2 separate regions of the Homo sapiens genome follow, and region 2 is linked to region 1. A link is a contact called in ENCODE Hi-C or POLR2A ChIA-PET data. All regions are on one chromosome and are shown on one strand. The core of a region is the stretch at or near the end of the contact, and the rest is flanking DNA. Distances in the headings are between cores, read along the strand shown. Region 1 has its middle 43 kb from the start of TP63. Region 2 overlaps TP63 (tumor protein p63).

Region 1 (7,756 bases), core at 3,034-5,533:
TACTGACTGAGCTACTCAGGCTCATTCATGTCCTTTGTAGGGACATGGATGAAGCTGGAAACCATCATTCTGAGCAAACTATCGCAAGGACAGAAAACCAAACACCGCATGTTCTCACTCATAGGTGGGAATTAAACAATGAGAACACTTGGACACAGGATGGGGAACATCACACACCGAGGCCTGTCGTGGGGTGGGGGGAGAGGGGAGGGATAGCATTAGGAGATATACCTAATGTAAATGATGAGTTAATGGGTGCAGCAAACAAACATGGCACATGTATACATATGTAACAAACCTGCACGTTGTGCACATGTACCCTAGAACTTAAAGTATAATTAAAAAAAAAAAAAAAAGCCAGCAGTCTGTTCTTATGTCATGAATTCAGCCTGAGTGAAGAAACCAGCCCTACCTGAAATGGTTGTCTTCATACAATGCACCCTTAGTGGTGAGTTATCTGTTGAACATAATCCCCAGCCATGCCCTAGGGAATGGAGAGCTGGTGCCAAATTCTCCCTTCAGAAGCACGTGTGTGACTCTGAACTGCATATTAGGGTGAGTTGTGGATAGTTGGGTGTGTAGAGAAGGAAGGTAGGTGAAATCTGTCAGCAACCATTGCATCAGAAGTTTTATGGGTTTTCCTATACTCAGACTTCCCATATTTGGGATTGCTGAATTGCTTCAGCTTATTTCAATGATCAGGCTAGATCTGTGGGTCTCAGCCAAAAGCATAGGGGACATCATCACTGCAGTGCCAGGAGAAACAGACTTTAATGAACTTCAGGGACAACCCCACGAGGAAGCATGACTCTTCCTCAAAAGGCCTTAGGGTGTTTGCAAAATCCAAAAATAAGGGGGCGGACAATGAGCTGTGGATCATTCTAAAGACAAGCAAGGGCAAAGTTGAAAAAAATGTTAAAATTCCCTTGCAAGAGAGTTTAACACCCCAGACACAGGCTGCGACAATGAGCAAGGAAGATGGTTATTCCTGTGGGATAAGGCTATACATTTTAGTGTTCCAGAGCAGCTCTAGAAGGAAGAGTTCCCACAGGTGAGGGAAGACCAGGTGAAACTGTTCCTGTAAGGACAAGGCAGACCTAGCTGCTCTTTGCCCTCTCTGATCTAGAGTGAAATCTCACCTCCTCTTCCCCAGACTCACACTGAAAGGAAGCGTTAAGACTTTCCCAAGGGCAGAAACCAAGAAGGATCCACTTAAACAACAACATAGAACACAAAAATCTTGAGTTTCAAAATAAAGACAGAGCAATTTTGAGTCTTAGTTTCTCTCCAGCTAGTGAAGTGACTTTGGGCAAGTCACTGAATCCTTAGTCTCCATTTTCTCAGCTGTAAGAGAGAGTAATATCTTCCACAAGATGTTGTTGTGAGGATCAAATTAGATCAGATATGTAAACACACACTCTTTAAAGTGTTCCTAATGAAAAAAAAATGCTCTTTCCTTCTTACTTAGCCAATCTTTTTTCCTATTTTAGTGTTTATAAATACTGAATGAGGACTGGATCAAGGGAAGAAAGGCAGTAGCGACAACCAAGTCACAAAAATCGAGAGCTTCCCCTAAGAAGTGTTTGAATTGCCTTTCCTTTGGGGCAAAGGAAAGAATGGATAAAATTATTAACTCATGAAACTCCCTCTGTACCAGGCATTTAGCATACATTATCTCATTTGATCTTCCCTCAAACCCCTTTTAATTGGCATACATACCCATTATTATTTTACAAATGAGGAAACTGAGGCTCAAAGAAGGTAAGTCATTTTCTCAGGATCACACAGTTAGCAAGTGGAGAAGTTATGATTCCTAACCAACCCCAAGCATGTTTCAATATGCTGTCACAAGCAACTCAGAGTTCCTTTGAGATGACAAGGCAAACTTATAATGCGATGTTCCAAGATATTGCCAAGGAGTGGAAAGTGGGGTCCAATTTGGGATCATATGGTAGTTTTATTTTTAATGTTTTTGAGGAACCTCCATACTGCTTTCCATAGTGGCTGTACTAATTTATATTCCCACCAACAGTGTATTCCTTAATTAATTTATTTTAATTATTTATGCTTCCGGGTAATATTTTAAGTTTGAAAATCAATGATCTAAGTACATATCCCTGCCTTTTGTAGAAGAAAAGCCAAGCCCAGGGAGGAAAAGAAATTGCTTAAAGTTACAAAACTGTTTAGCCTAGAGCACAAACTAAAAGTTGTGTCTCTAGTCTAGGGTCATTCTCCTAGTTAGATGAGACTTGTCTTAAGACTACAGCAAATCCAAGTCTCAAGGTGTTATCTTGTTCTGAAGTAAAGTTTTATATTTTAAGGACCTACTGAGCCGGAATGTTAATCAGATGCCTAAATTTCCCCTAAAGCAGGATCCGTAGCAATGGACCTAGCCTCAATTTCTCTACTATTTGAGCTGACCTATCGTATTGTTAGATAGTTCTGTTTAGAAAGCGCTTCCTTATATTGAACCTTATTTTGCCTTCCTGAAATTTTCTCCCCCTTTATTACCTCTAATTCGTCCTTTCCAGAAGAATCATTCAAGTTTTTCCATGAGCTCTTTCTGATCCAAGATGAATATTTACAAAAGCCTTCATTCCTCTTTGTAAAGGTATAGTTTTGTTACTTCTCCAACCTAGTCAAATTACTCCAAAAATGTTCCAGGATGTTTGCTTTTCTTGAAAGCCATGGCAGCTAGAACTGTACCCTTGGTATGGTTTCTTGGTTTGGAACACGATACTCCTCTGTTTGGAAACACCCTGTCATGAACGTAGCCTACATTTGTACTATTCATTTCAAATAGCCACACTACTTGACGACGACAACAACAACAACAAAAGTCCTATGTCTTTAACTTGTGCCTCTGCTAATCACATCACCCTTACTTTGTGCTTTTTCACTTCTATGTATGGTCCTAATGCAGAGCAGTTTAGTTTTCCCTTTTCAGTTTTGCAATATTTGATGTGGTTCGCTTTCCAATCTAGAAAATGATCCTTTGCACCCTCAGTGTGTCATCCTCTGTGTCAACCTCTGTGTATCTCTGAGATTATTTTTAGTAACTTTACCAATTTATCTCTCTCTTCTCTTTCTAGTCATTAGTAAGCAGCAAAACTTTCATTTTAGATAATTAGCAACACAGGGAGAGGAGATAGGCATAAAATAGTGGATGTGAAATTGAGCTTTCCTCCTGCCAAAATAGAGCTCTCACCAACTGCTTTTTTGTTCTTGCTGCTTTGATGAATCGACTGATTCATTAACTTATTTAAGATATGAGGAATTGAACCTTTCACTTTTTTCCTGCTACCTAATTTTCACTTCATCTGCATTAATAATAATAACTGCGTTGTGACCACCTGGAAATAATTGTACATCCAAATAATTGTCATCTCCTCTCTAGCCAATTTTGTAATTCAAGTTCCTTCTCTGGGAGAATTCAAGGAACTTCATTTCAGAGACTGTGCTGTCTTTAAATATTTTAAGGAATATCAAGGGTAAGAGGAATTAACATGAGGCCCCAAGAGGGAGAATTAAACATTTCATTGGGTAGAAATTGTAGTGAGTCATATTTTACTTTAATGTAGAGAGAAGAACTCTGTTAGAATCAATGCCATTTGGAAATAGAACTGGCCATCTTGTGAGGAAATGAGTTCCCTATCAAAGACAATGTTCAGGCAAAAGTTAGATATTACTTCAAGGGGCTGTGGAAGACTGCATCAGACAGAACATTTGATAACCTTTCTTATAAGATCCTCATCAGTCTGAGATTTCAGTACTCTGTAAAGACAGAACAACTGGAGAGGGTAAGAGAGAATACCTTTAAATATTTTAGCACCAGGGAAACATGCCTTTCTACCTTTTTAAGTTTCTTATATTTGTGGTAGTAAAATTCTAAGCTCAGAGTCTGTGCCTGATAAATTCTCTCTGAAGAGTTACAGGCAAAATGCCCAGTTTTGCCTTACAAGCCATGTAAATCCAGTAATAGGAAATTATGTACATTGAATTCCCCTTCCACCTTCCAAATGCCTAGGGCTGGTAAAAGGGCAGTAGAAACTAAGTGGGAGGAAGCTGGGTTTTACAACTTAAGATACGTTAGGTTGGTTGGTTGGATTTTTAGTAGTTTGAAGCTACTAATTTTTTTTCACACTCAGTATGTGTCCAGAGTTAACAAGAGAGATATTCTTATCACTGAAACTCAAGAAAAAAGGCTGATGAAGGCTGCATTTGGATACATGATTCCATGATTGCAGAAGAAAAAAGAACACTGTGAATCACGTCCTGACTCTTGAAACTTCTATCCAGATTCTGGGAAGATAGTAGTGGTGTCATGCCACTTGGTTTTGTAATTCTCTGCCTTTTTCCCTAAGGGGTTATTACTAAGCACCCTAGTGATAATTCCTTTTATATTTCAAGAGAAATATTTTCAAAAAAATTTCTTCTGTGACTCAGCATGATAAAACAACATCAGCCGGCACTATGCATTTTCAGTTCTCCCGAATCTTGGAATTGAGAGAGAAACAGCTAATTCTCTCCATAGGTTTTCGGTTATGAATTCTGTATCCAAGAAAGCTAGATCTGGAAAGATCCTTAGAGATCATCGATCCTCTCATTTTGTAAATGTGGAAACAAGGTCAGCAAAAAGGACTGGCAGTTCAATAGCATGTGGTGATTCAGCAATACAGCCTTCAATGACATAGATCATACAATGCTCTTTTTCAGTGATCTTTCTAAACCATGTGTTATCCCTTCCCAGAACTATTGGCAGGTGTGGTTTTATAATGTGCACTGCCTGGTATATAAATATGTATTACCTCAGAATTAGCTGAAATCAATCAGGCAAGTCACCAGTATGAAAAGCTATCCACAAGACCTCTTTTTATTTTGATAGGGTGGGGATTAGAAGCTAAAGAACAGAAGGACATCAGACACTTGAGTGGAAGGAGATATAGCCATTAATGTTGAAAAGAGATCAGAAAAAAGAAAGCCAAGAGGAGAGAACAAGTTGAACAGGAATATAGTATCAGTTCTATTGATTGTGGGTGCCAGTGGCAGCTATGCACAATGGTATCTGCCAAGTGCAGACATGCGGCTTCACTGGAATACTGACACAGAGCAGAGTGACACATGGTAGCATGCTTTGCAAGTTTATGAGTTATTGTCAATGCTTCCAACTTGATTATAAGGGACCTTTGTTCCAAAGGTTGTGTTAATTGAGGTATCACTGTAATGTTACACATGGCTTATATAAGATGTTGATAAAATTAGAAAGTAGGGTACTGAGATGTCTGGTTCCTCACCCACCTAGCCCTCCAAATCCCGCAGGTGGGCTCATTGAACTCTCTCTGGAGGTGAACACTATCGTAAAGTCTGCATCCAAAATCCATTCACTTTTTCATTTATTCATACATTCGTTTTCATTCAACAAACACAAGGATACCTGTGTTAGCAAGCCAGTTGCATCCACTAACACATAAAAGTCTTACAACAGCATGCAATAAGTTTGACCAGACCTCTTATATATGATCTTTTTATTAGCAATATTGAGGCCAGTCTATCAACAAACATGTTTCTAGATTTATCAGGTTAGTGTTTTTATATATATATATGTATCTAAAACACATTTCCATGATGCCTAAATGCCTTCATATATTGTTGTTAAAATTAAATGCATAACAAAATAAATATGCATTTCAAATGATTATATTTTATTGATTTTGCAAAGCTATAAGAATGAAAATACGACTCAAGGAAAACATAGCAGAGAGGAAAGTAACATCAGCAATATGGTGGTATAAGAGTCTCCAGCATATATCCTTTCAAAGAAAAATGAATTTAAAAACCATCCAGTCATAAAAATAACTTCACAACAGATAAGGACTCCAGATGAGAGATTGCGGTGCCTAGGTGGAGCACAGAAATGATAAAAGATACATTGAAGAGGTTATAAAGGACAGTTTCACACTACCCATGTCAGCCTCCTGCAAGCTCCTGGAGTGCACTGTGGAGAGAGATACCTTCAAGGTAGAGGAAGGAGAGTAAAGTCAACATTTGGTTTTGCCATGGACATACTCCATTAACTCTAGTGCCAGACTGGCTCCTGCAAACCGCAGCTCCAGGCCCGCCCTAGTGCCAGGCCATCCTCACTGGAACAAAGCACCAGCCAAGCCCTTGTGAACCCAGAAACCAGGTTTGCCTGCCAACTGACCCAGGATTCAGGTCAGCCCACCTGAGGACTGAAACAGCATGTCTACCCACAGACCCAACGAGCTGCTCACACAAAATTAAGCCAGCTGACTGGTAAAGGGCTTTCCTTACCAAAATCAGTCTGTAAAGATTAGAAGAGGTGCTTACTTCTTAAAATACACAGACACCAATGAAAGATATCCAAAAAAATCTAGAGAAAGGAATCAAAGCAAACCACTACAAAAAAAAAAAAGATCATCAACACACACCAAAAAAAGAAAAAAGAGAACTACTGAGTATATAGAAAATGATTAACCAAATGACAATAGTAATTCCTTCCTGTCAATAATACTTTAAACATAAATGGGTTTAATTCTCCAATCAAAGACATGGAATGGCAAACGTGACTAAAAAAAGAGAGAGAGAGAGAGAGATATCAAAATGTATGCTTCCTACAAGAGACTCACTTTAGCTTTAAAGACACACATAGGTTGAAAGTGAAGAGATGGGAAAAGATATGCCACATAAATGGTAACTACAAGAGAGCAGGGGTGACTATACTTACACAGACTTTAAGTCAAAAACTGTCACAAGAGGCAAAGAAGGTCATTATATAATGATAAAAGAATCAGTTCATCATGAGGATATAACAATTGTAAATATGCATGAACCCAATATTGGGGTACCTAAATATACTGAGCAAATATTACAGAAATGAAGAGAAAAGTAAACAGCAACAGAGTAATAGTAGAGGACTTATATAACCCCACTTTAAACAATGGATATGTCATCCAGACCGAAAACCAAAAATGATACAGCAGAATTAAACAACACTGTGACCAAATGAACCTGATAGACATATGCATAACACTTCAGCTAACAGCAGCAAAACATACATTTTTTCAAGAACATATGAAGCATTCTTCAGAATTCTTTATATATTAGCCCACAAAATAAGTCTTGACAAATTTGAGAAGATTAAAATCATCTCAAATACCTTTTCCCTACCACAATGGTATGAAACCCAAAGAAATACTAGGAAAAAAACAGAAAAAAGTCACAAATATGTAGAAATTGGGCATCCTATTCTTGAACAACCAATGGGGAAAAGGGAAATCAAAATATATCTTGAGACAAATGAAAGAAAAAAATATACCAAAATTCACTGGCTACAGCAAAAATATTTCTAAGTAAGAAGTTTATAGCAATAAATGCCTACTTGAAGAAAGAAGAAAAATCTCAAATCAACAACCCAATTTTACACTTCAAGGATCTAGGAAAAGGAGAACAAAGAAAGCCCAAACATAGTAGAAGGAAAGAAATAACACAAATAAAAGCAGAAATAACAGCAGAGACTAAGAAAACCCTATAGAAGAGATCAATGAAAGTAAGAGTTAGTTTTGCAAAGATAAACAAAATTGACAAACATTTACCCAGACTAAGAAAAAATGAGAGGGCTCAAATAAAATTATAAATGAAAAAGAGGACATTACAATTGATATGACAGAAATACAAAGGATCACTAAAGACTTTTATGAACCATCATATGCCAACAAATTGGGCAACCTAGAAAAAA
Region 2 (7,756 bases), core at 1,676-4,175, 240 kb after region 1:
ATTTAAAATGAAAATGTCCCCTTAACTGCTAATTACGAGATATCGTATAAAGCATATGATACTTACAGTATATCTTTTTTGGTTGTTTTATAAGATGAAGATTACAAATATGATATTTAGCACATCCTGGCTCTTCTTGAAAGCAGGGACTATGGCTCTTTTACTAAAGGACAAATAGTGCCTAAGGAAACAGGAGGGTGTAGGAGAAAGAATTCAGCTTTGTGGTCAGATAGACCTGGGGGGTTGAATTTCACTTCTCTCTAGCTGTATGGTGTTGGGCTAAACACTGTCTCTAGAGCGGCTTCCTCACCTTTCAAATAGGGATGATACTCCTTTAGGTAACGATGTTATTGGTAGGATTTGATATAATAAGTATAAAGTGCCTAAAACAATGCCTGTAAATGGTAATTTCTATTAGGATGGATCATAGATTTAGGATTAGAATTTACACTAAACCTACCTTATTCATAGATTTGTCCAGAATCATAGCAGGAAATCTACTCCATAAAGTAGCTCTAGCCTCTGGTGCCTAGTAGAGGTGATGTATTAGGATAGTACTTTAAAACTTTTACCCCAATTAAGAGCAGAGGAAAATGAATGGCTAGATTAGCCATCCTGAGGGTTTAATCTGAAATGGTCCATAGAAGACATATCATTTTCTTTCTGAAAAACTTATTTCAACTTTGCATTCAAATATAAATATATATTTCAATATAGGTATTTCTTCCCCTCATTAAAAAGTCTTTAAAATTGTTGTTCCAGGAAGATGAGTAGTATTTATCTTGTAACATTGAGTTATTATACCCAGGCGCACTACCAGGAACACTTCTGATGTACAAGTGCCTTCAATAATTGTTTCAGAAGCACAATTTTGAGATAAGTTAAAGTGCCCTGGGAAAGAGCATTGTTTATTTTTGGAGCCTTAGCCCAAAATGACTCGGACTCATGCTACAAAATGATAACGCTCTTCATCAGTTGTATAGAGCTCCTTCTTTATGGCCAGCTTTCCTAGAGATATTTTAGACTTCTTTAGATGTCCCCAAAGGCACAATAACCACGTAAGAAGGGAAGCCACAGGAAGGCAGATTGCAGCAGAAAATGAATGGTCAGGGTTCTCTAGGGGTGGCTGCACTGCCTCCAGTGGTGGTGAGTTCTCCACCTCCAGAGAGTGAGACACCCTTGACTCAAGTTTTAGATGAGAGAAACAATCAAGCAGCCTCTGAAGTTCCCCTTGAATTCAAATTCTTTGCATCCAGAAGAGAAGTATTTTGTGACCAGAAAGATACAGATTGACTGCAATTGACCTTTTCTATGCCAGACCATTGGTTAACTGAAGAGAGTAGACTCTCCAGACAGGCAGTGGACTCAGCCTACACCAAAACACACAGCAAGCCTTCTGTGCCTTTCCCCAGGACAGTGACTCTTCTTTTCTCTCTGAAGCTGTGGTTCTATGTAGGAAACTACATAGGGTGAAGCTAAAAGGTAGGATGGGCCAGCCTATGTAGGGTAAGGCTTTTTAACTCTATCGCATGGGCAGTGTGCTGACATTGCATACTTTTTCAGCACCTCTTCAGATCGGTATATAAAGTAGATTAACCTGACAGCAGATGGCGGTTGGTTGGAGGGGCCTGCAGTAAAGGAGAGCAGTTTGGAGAATGCCACGGCATGCAGACGCACACTGTGGAGCTGAGCACTCAGTCGGTGATGTGGCTCACTCACCAGGGGAAGGACAGAGGTGAGATAGGGCAAGAGTCAGTTGCTGAAGTCACTACTCCAAAGGGCTAGATAGAAAGGTAGGGAGGAGGAATGGAGAGCCAGAAAAGGAGCCAAAATGATTAGCTATTTTACTAGAGCAGGTCTGTCCTAAAGGCTTGGCTGCCATTCTCTAGCTGGGACCTTGACGAATCACTTCCTCCCTAGTGCCTCAGTTTTCTTGTCTTCAAAATGAGGATGATGCTACCTATCCTGAAGGGTTATTGTGAGGATTAAATGAGATGATGGGGTGAAAGTGATTTGTAAACTAGGAAGTCTATCATGCAAACCGCATGATAGACTTCGGATAGAGGCAGCAGGTATACCTTTCAGCTTTCTGTCTTGCCAAATGAACATTTGTATCCTCTCACCTGGTGTCCAAGATGAAGGTGCTGGTTCAGTGAGATAACTCTTATCCAGCCTAATCTCAAGACTTCCTTTCATGCTCTCTCTCTCACACCTAGCAATAAATGCCAAAAGCCTAATAGCCCCCCAAACCTTGATCGTTTCAAGAGGATCCTTTCAAAGGAAACCTGCCTTTCCTCTCTCCTTGAGGAGAAACCAAAGCAGTCCAGTGAATAAAATTCATATTTTTCTCCCAGGCTGATTGAAATGGCTGGCCGTGGGAGCCCAGGGCCTTTTTGTAGGACTGTTTTATTTATTTATTTTATTATTATTATTATTTTTTTTTTGAGACAGAGTCTCGCTCCGTCACCCAGGCTGGAGTGCAGTGGCACAATCTTGGCTCACTGCAACCTCTGCCTCCTGGGTTCGAGCCATTCCGGATTCGAGCCATTCTCCTGCCTCAGCCTCCCCAGTAGCTAGGACTACAGGTGCCTGCCACCATGCCTGGCTAATTTTTGTATTTTTAGTAGAGTTGGGGTTTCACCATGTTGGCCAGGCTGGTCTTGAACTCCTGACCTCAGGTGATCCACCTGCCTCAGCCTCCCAAAGTGCTGGGATTACAGGAGTGAGCCACCGTGCCTAGCCTGGACTTTTCCAATTAGGCTGTGCCGGGGCTGCTGTGAAACTGTTTTCCTGTGAAGACAGTGATTTTCTCCTTAGGGTGGCTGCTGTCACACGGCACTGCCCCTTTCCTTATAATACTTGATCACAGACACAGTAACATCTGTGCCTAGATCACAAGCCATACTTACTCAGGACGATTTTCCTCTTAAAGCACCAGGGAGGGAGAGGCCCTTGTCAGAATTCTCACGACTGAATCATTGCCATGAGCTAATGTCTCCAGTTTTATGAGTCAGTGCTGGCCCAGGCATCGGTTTTGTAGGTTTAAAAAAAAAAAAAAAAAGACATGGGTTAGACTCCCCTAATATCAGTAGCTTGTTCAGGGGGAAAGCAAACTGAGCTATCATCAGACAGCAGCATTTTAGAAATCAGATGTTTGGTTCCTCTCCTCTGTAAGGATATAGAATAAGTGGAAGAATTTCAGAATTAAAAATAATAGTAATAAAAGCTCTCTGATTTGTGCGTGTGTTTTGTTTTGCTTCTGGCAAAGAAGGTAAAATGGTGTGTTTGGGAGATGAATGTTCTTGTAATAGGCAAGATGTAGCTTGCAGGAGAACATCTGCAACAAACCCTTATTCTGCATGAGATACAGCCAAGACCTGTTTGTGTGTTAGTGCCTGTTCAAACATGTCTAATTTTTAAAATGATTTATAAAGTTTTGGAGGAATCACCTTAAAATGTTATTTCCTCATATAATAGGCATATACATTCACAGCGTGGTGGCTAAACTATACACCCTGTTGGAGTTTGAGCAGTGCCAATATTGAGCTAAGTGATATAAAAATGGTTATCAATATGAAGTAGATAGAAAAGTATTAGGAATATCTGCAATCATTCGTGAGTCTACCGATTAATCCAGCAGCAGGCAAAAATAAATTATGCTTTCCACGTTTTTAAATGTTCTTGGTAGAGAATTTATGCAAAGAATAAAAGGGAAATACATGGATATTTGCTTCAAAATACCCAGAGGTATTGCTCAAAACTTGATTAAAAATAAAATAACAGAATTGGGGATGGACGTCAATAAGAAAGAATAAGCTTAAATAATATCAGTATCTATTAAACAACATGATTTTTAATTGTGTCTTCTCTATTCTTTCCCTTTATCATATATTTACACATAATAGGAAATGCCTTTTAGGAAAGATAGTGGAAGCCTTCTCTTTTGTTTTTAACAGCCATTGCTTATGTAGTGCTAATGCATCTTCTTAAATCCACGTGCTTTAAAAAAAATAATATTTTATGGTAGTCATGTACTTCTCAACACATCATTTGGAAAGAAAGTTAGGGGTATGCGCTGTAATTTGTACCCAGTATTCAGAGTTTACAAGAAAGATTGCTCTTCCCTGCAGCCTCTCCACCCTTCCCCCTCCTTCTCTCTCTCCCCCACTTGCTTCTTGCTCCTTGTTTCTTTCTCTGAAGAAGGACGTGAGCTACATGGAGGACAGGGCAGAAAAGGGAAGAAAAAAATAGGAAATGGTGAGAAAAATATTAAGGACATTTAAAACTTAAAGTTTTATGGTTCTTTTTAGCTAAATGAATCTTTTGAGCTTCCATGGGGGAAATTAGTGTAATTAAAATTTTCTAGTTCATAAAACCAAATCTTTACATACTGACTGAGCCCACTGTAAGTATTGACTAAGGCAAGGACAAATGTTATCCTCTGACTTGGAAAATTCAAAAGAAGCATTTTGTCTCTTAAATGAAGGTAGGTTGATTATATTTGATGAGCTTCTTGGAAAAGGCATTGATTAGTCCACATCCAGAAATTTAACTTCCCTTTTGCTTATACTACTTGAAAAATGATTTTATGGACACCGTGATGTAAACAATGAGTCTCTCTAGGAAGGGATACTGTGTATATTTTTTGTTTTATTTTTAACTTTCTGGCATTCCAAGACACATACAGTTTTTATTTGAGGGAAATATTCGTAAAATAGAATACGAAGGAACTATTCCAAAGTCAGGAGTTGAGTGAAATATCCCAATTAAAAAACTGAAAGGATTGTTTATCAGTAAGTTGCAGGATATGTGTAGAGCTCCACAACATGAAAATTCAGTATTAATAATTTTGGCTTGAAATATTTTCAGTTCTATCTCCTTATAAGCTTCAGAATTACTAACCACCGAAACTGGTGTAACTAAGAGGACGCATAGCATGAGTCTCATAGGATCTCTCCAACTGGTGCCTTGTAATTTTGTATGGTATGCATGTGCACACATGTCCCAAGATGCGTTTGTTGAGGCTTAGTTGAAGGCCCCATACTATGAGGTCTCAAATGTTAGAGTTCACTGAACAGCACCTTTAGTTTCAACATGCATTTTCTAAGCACTGGAAGGTACACATTGAAGAAAAACAGATATAACTCCACAGTTGACTAGCTGGGTTGACTAGGCAAGTGACCTGATGCTTCTGAGACTCAATTTTCTCTTCTGTGAGGTGAAAATAATCTCCATTGAAGGCTTTTGAAAGTTCAATATATGAAGCCCATAATATAGTTCCTGCCACTGAGCAGGGCCTTGATAAATTGTGCTAGTTATTATTAAGGCTAGACACTATTGGGTAATTATATTAATAGATAAGTTAGCCCTTTCTCAAAGAGCTCACAGTCAAGAAGGGCAAACTGATAAACCTAGTTGTAATTTAGTGTGACAGGTGCTATAATCTGTCTGGAATGTTCCCCTAGCCACCACCACCTCTGTCTGCCATGCAGACTCCTACTTATTCTTTAAAACTCATTGGAAGCATTAATTGTAGATGAACACTTGCCTTGTGATACCCACCCCCCACCAGCTCCCCCTTACAGACACGTACTCAGGAGTTCAGAGGCAGTAGCTTTGACCTTTCATCTCTGGGTCTTAGTGCTGGCACATATAATGGGTCTTAACAAATATTTTTCAGGTAATACCTATTACCTAAACAAAGTGGAATGTAGTACAGAAAACTGATTTTGCTAGTTTCACAGAAAACTTTGCATTTAAAGTTGGGCCTTCAAGGATAAGCAAAGTCTTGGGAAAAATAAGAATAGATATTCCAGGTAGAGGGACCAGGGTAAGTAAAGGCATGGAGACATGAATGTGTTATGTAAGTCTAGGAGTGGGAAGCAGTTTGGTATACCTGGACCATAGAAAGTTTGCAGGAACAGGAGTAGCAGGAAATGAGGCTAGAGAGAAGTCCACAGAGCCAGATTGAGATGGGCTGTGAATACCACCCTAAGGAGTTTGGCTCTAGTCCTGCAAGTGTTAAGAAAACATGGAAGGGCTGTGAGTTGGGAGATGACATCATGTTCTGTTGGAGGAAGCTAACTGGCAGCAGTTTGGAGGTAGGGAGACTAAAAGCAGGGAGGCTAATTGGAAAGGTGTTGCAATATTTTAGATAAGAGATATGGGGGCCAGGTGCAATGGCTCATGCCTGTAATCCCAGCACTTTGGGAGGCCGAGGCTGGTGGATCACCTGAGGTCTGGAGTTCAAGACCAGCCTGGCTGATATGATGAAACCCTTTCTCTACTAAAAATACAAAAATTAGCTGGGCTAGGTGGTGGGCGCCTGTAGTCCCAGCTACTCGGGAAGCCGAGGCAGGATAATTGCTTGAACCCAGGAGGCAGAGGTTGCAGTGAGCTGAGATCGTGCCGCTGTGCTCCAGCCTGGGCAACAGAGCGAGACTCCATCTCAAAACAAGCAAAAAAAAAAAAAAGAGAGAGAGATACGGAGATATGGGCAGGCAAAGGGGAAAGGAGGTGAGTGTGGGGTTTGGGGTGGTTTTGCAGTATATATTTTAGAGATAGAAACCTATTTTCCGTAATTGGGATTATTTTGACTCCTACCATTGTAACATTTTCTAGACATTGGTTTTAGAGGTACTTCTTATAAGGACTGTACCAAGAAACTAGTTGAATGATATATTCCTCAAGGTTTGGGGCCTTTTTGGTGCCATGCTTTGCTTTCTTTAGTTAGGATTAGTCTTGGCTATTTATCCTTCTGCTTTGACTATGAGAAGAACCACATACCTGTAATTGGTCAGACAAAAGAACATTTTATATTCTCTATGTCTCTGCCTTGCACTAGAAATGTTTGGGTAAAAAATTTATTGGTTTAAGAAGGAAGAAATGTGCCCAAATAGCCAATGATTGGCTTGATGGCTTTGGCTAGGCCGTTTTGCTGCTTTGAGCTTCAGTTTTCTTATCTGTAAAAGAAACATATTGAGCTAAATCTTGATATCTTTTTCCTATTTCTTAACGTGGTATGGAAGTTAACACTTTCGTCCTTTTACTGAATGAAAATAATCTAATAGTAGCTTAAAGAAAACGGAAGCATCTTTCACTTCAGTGTTTTGAGCGTAATGAAATGAATGCTATTATTATAAATAGCAGTACCATTTTACAAAATCAGAAGCTAGGAAAATGTATTTGGCCTTTGACTCGTGGTTGGTCCTCAGTGAATGTTCAGTGAATAGAATTATAAAATCTCTTTGTTCTTTTTTGCTGAGTACTAAAGACCATAAATTTATTACAGATGATATTTACTGATAATAAAGTACTTTTATTTTTACTGGTACCCAAAGAAGGATTCAAAAATCTTGGCAGATACCATATTACCAAATCTAACTATAGGAGCTGGACCAAGAGAGAAGACTCTGTAAATCACCTGTCTACAGACCCAAGACCCAACCATCTTAAAAGAGGATTCAGGAAATCATTTAAATGTTTCTTCCTGCTTTCATGCCTTGAACATGCTGTTTCTGAGCAATACACTACAGAGATTGCCCTAATTGACACTAAATATGAGTTTTAAGCATTTATTCTGAAAACTAGACCCATGTAAACAAGTTAGCATCCAACTATCAATTCTTAGAAAATCTACTTTCCCTATATGTCTACTGGATTATTTGTCTCAGATCTTAGGGGAGGAAGTGGAAGAGCTGGAGAACAGCACGTGTTATTTTAGAGTTATAACTGGAAGTATTTGGAATGGCTTCTA

Evidence for each region. Hi-C counts contacts between places; a loop is a spot of excess contacts on that map. ChIA-PET counts read pairs that join two places held with the same protein, here RNA polymerase II (POLR2A). Pooled maps may share reads with other maps.
Region 2: a pooled map shows a loop between it and region 1 (5-fold over the local background). The contact joins two enhancer-like sites. A Hi-C loop is called at or near these places in 1 of 168 maps with a recorded cell type or tissue (MCF 10A) and 3 of 50 pooled maps. POLR2A ChIA-PET finds 5 or more read pairs at or near these places in 2 of 52 experiments (MCF 10A and activated CD8-positive, alpha-beta memory T cell).

Annotation. Positions count from the first base shown.
Region 1 is chr3:189,584,293-189,592,048 of GRCh38, forward strand. No RefSeq gene overlaps it. Among named protein-coding and RNA genes, the nearest start is that of TP63, 43 kb to the right of the region's middle. RefSeq lists an enhancer at 2,656-2,795. Within about 2 kb of position 4,284, at least 5 of the 41 ENCODE cell types and tissues checked have a DNase peak (open chromatin) inside an H3K27ac peak, as active enhancers do.
Region 2 is chr3:189,821,791-189,829,546 of GRCh38, forward strand. The region is part of intron 4 of TP63 (tumor protein p63); the gene reads left to right. Among named protein-coding and RNA genes, the nearest start is that of MIR944, 4.3 kb to the right of the region's middle. Within about 2 kb of position 2,926, at least 4 of the 41 ENCODE cell types and tissues checked have a DNase peak (open chromatin) inside an H3K27ac peak, as active enhancers do.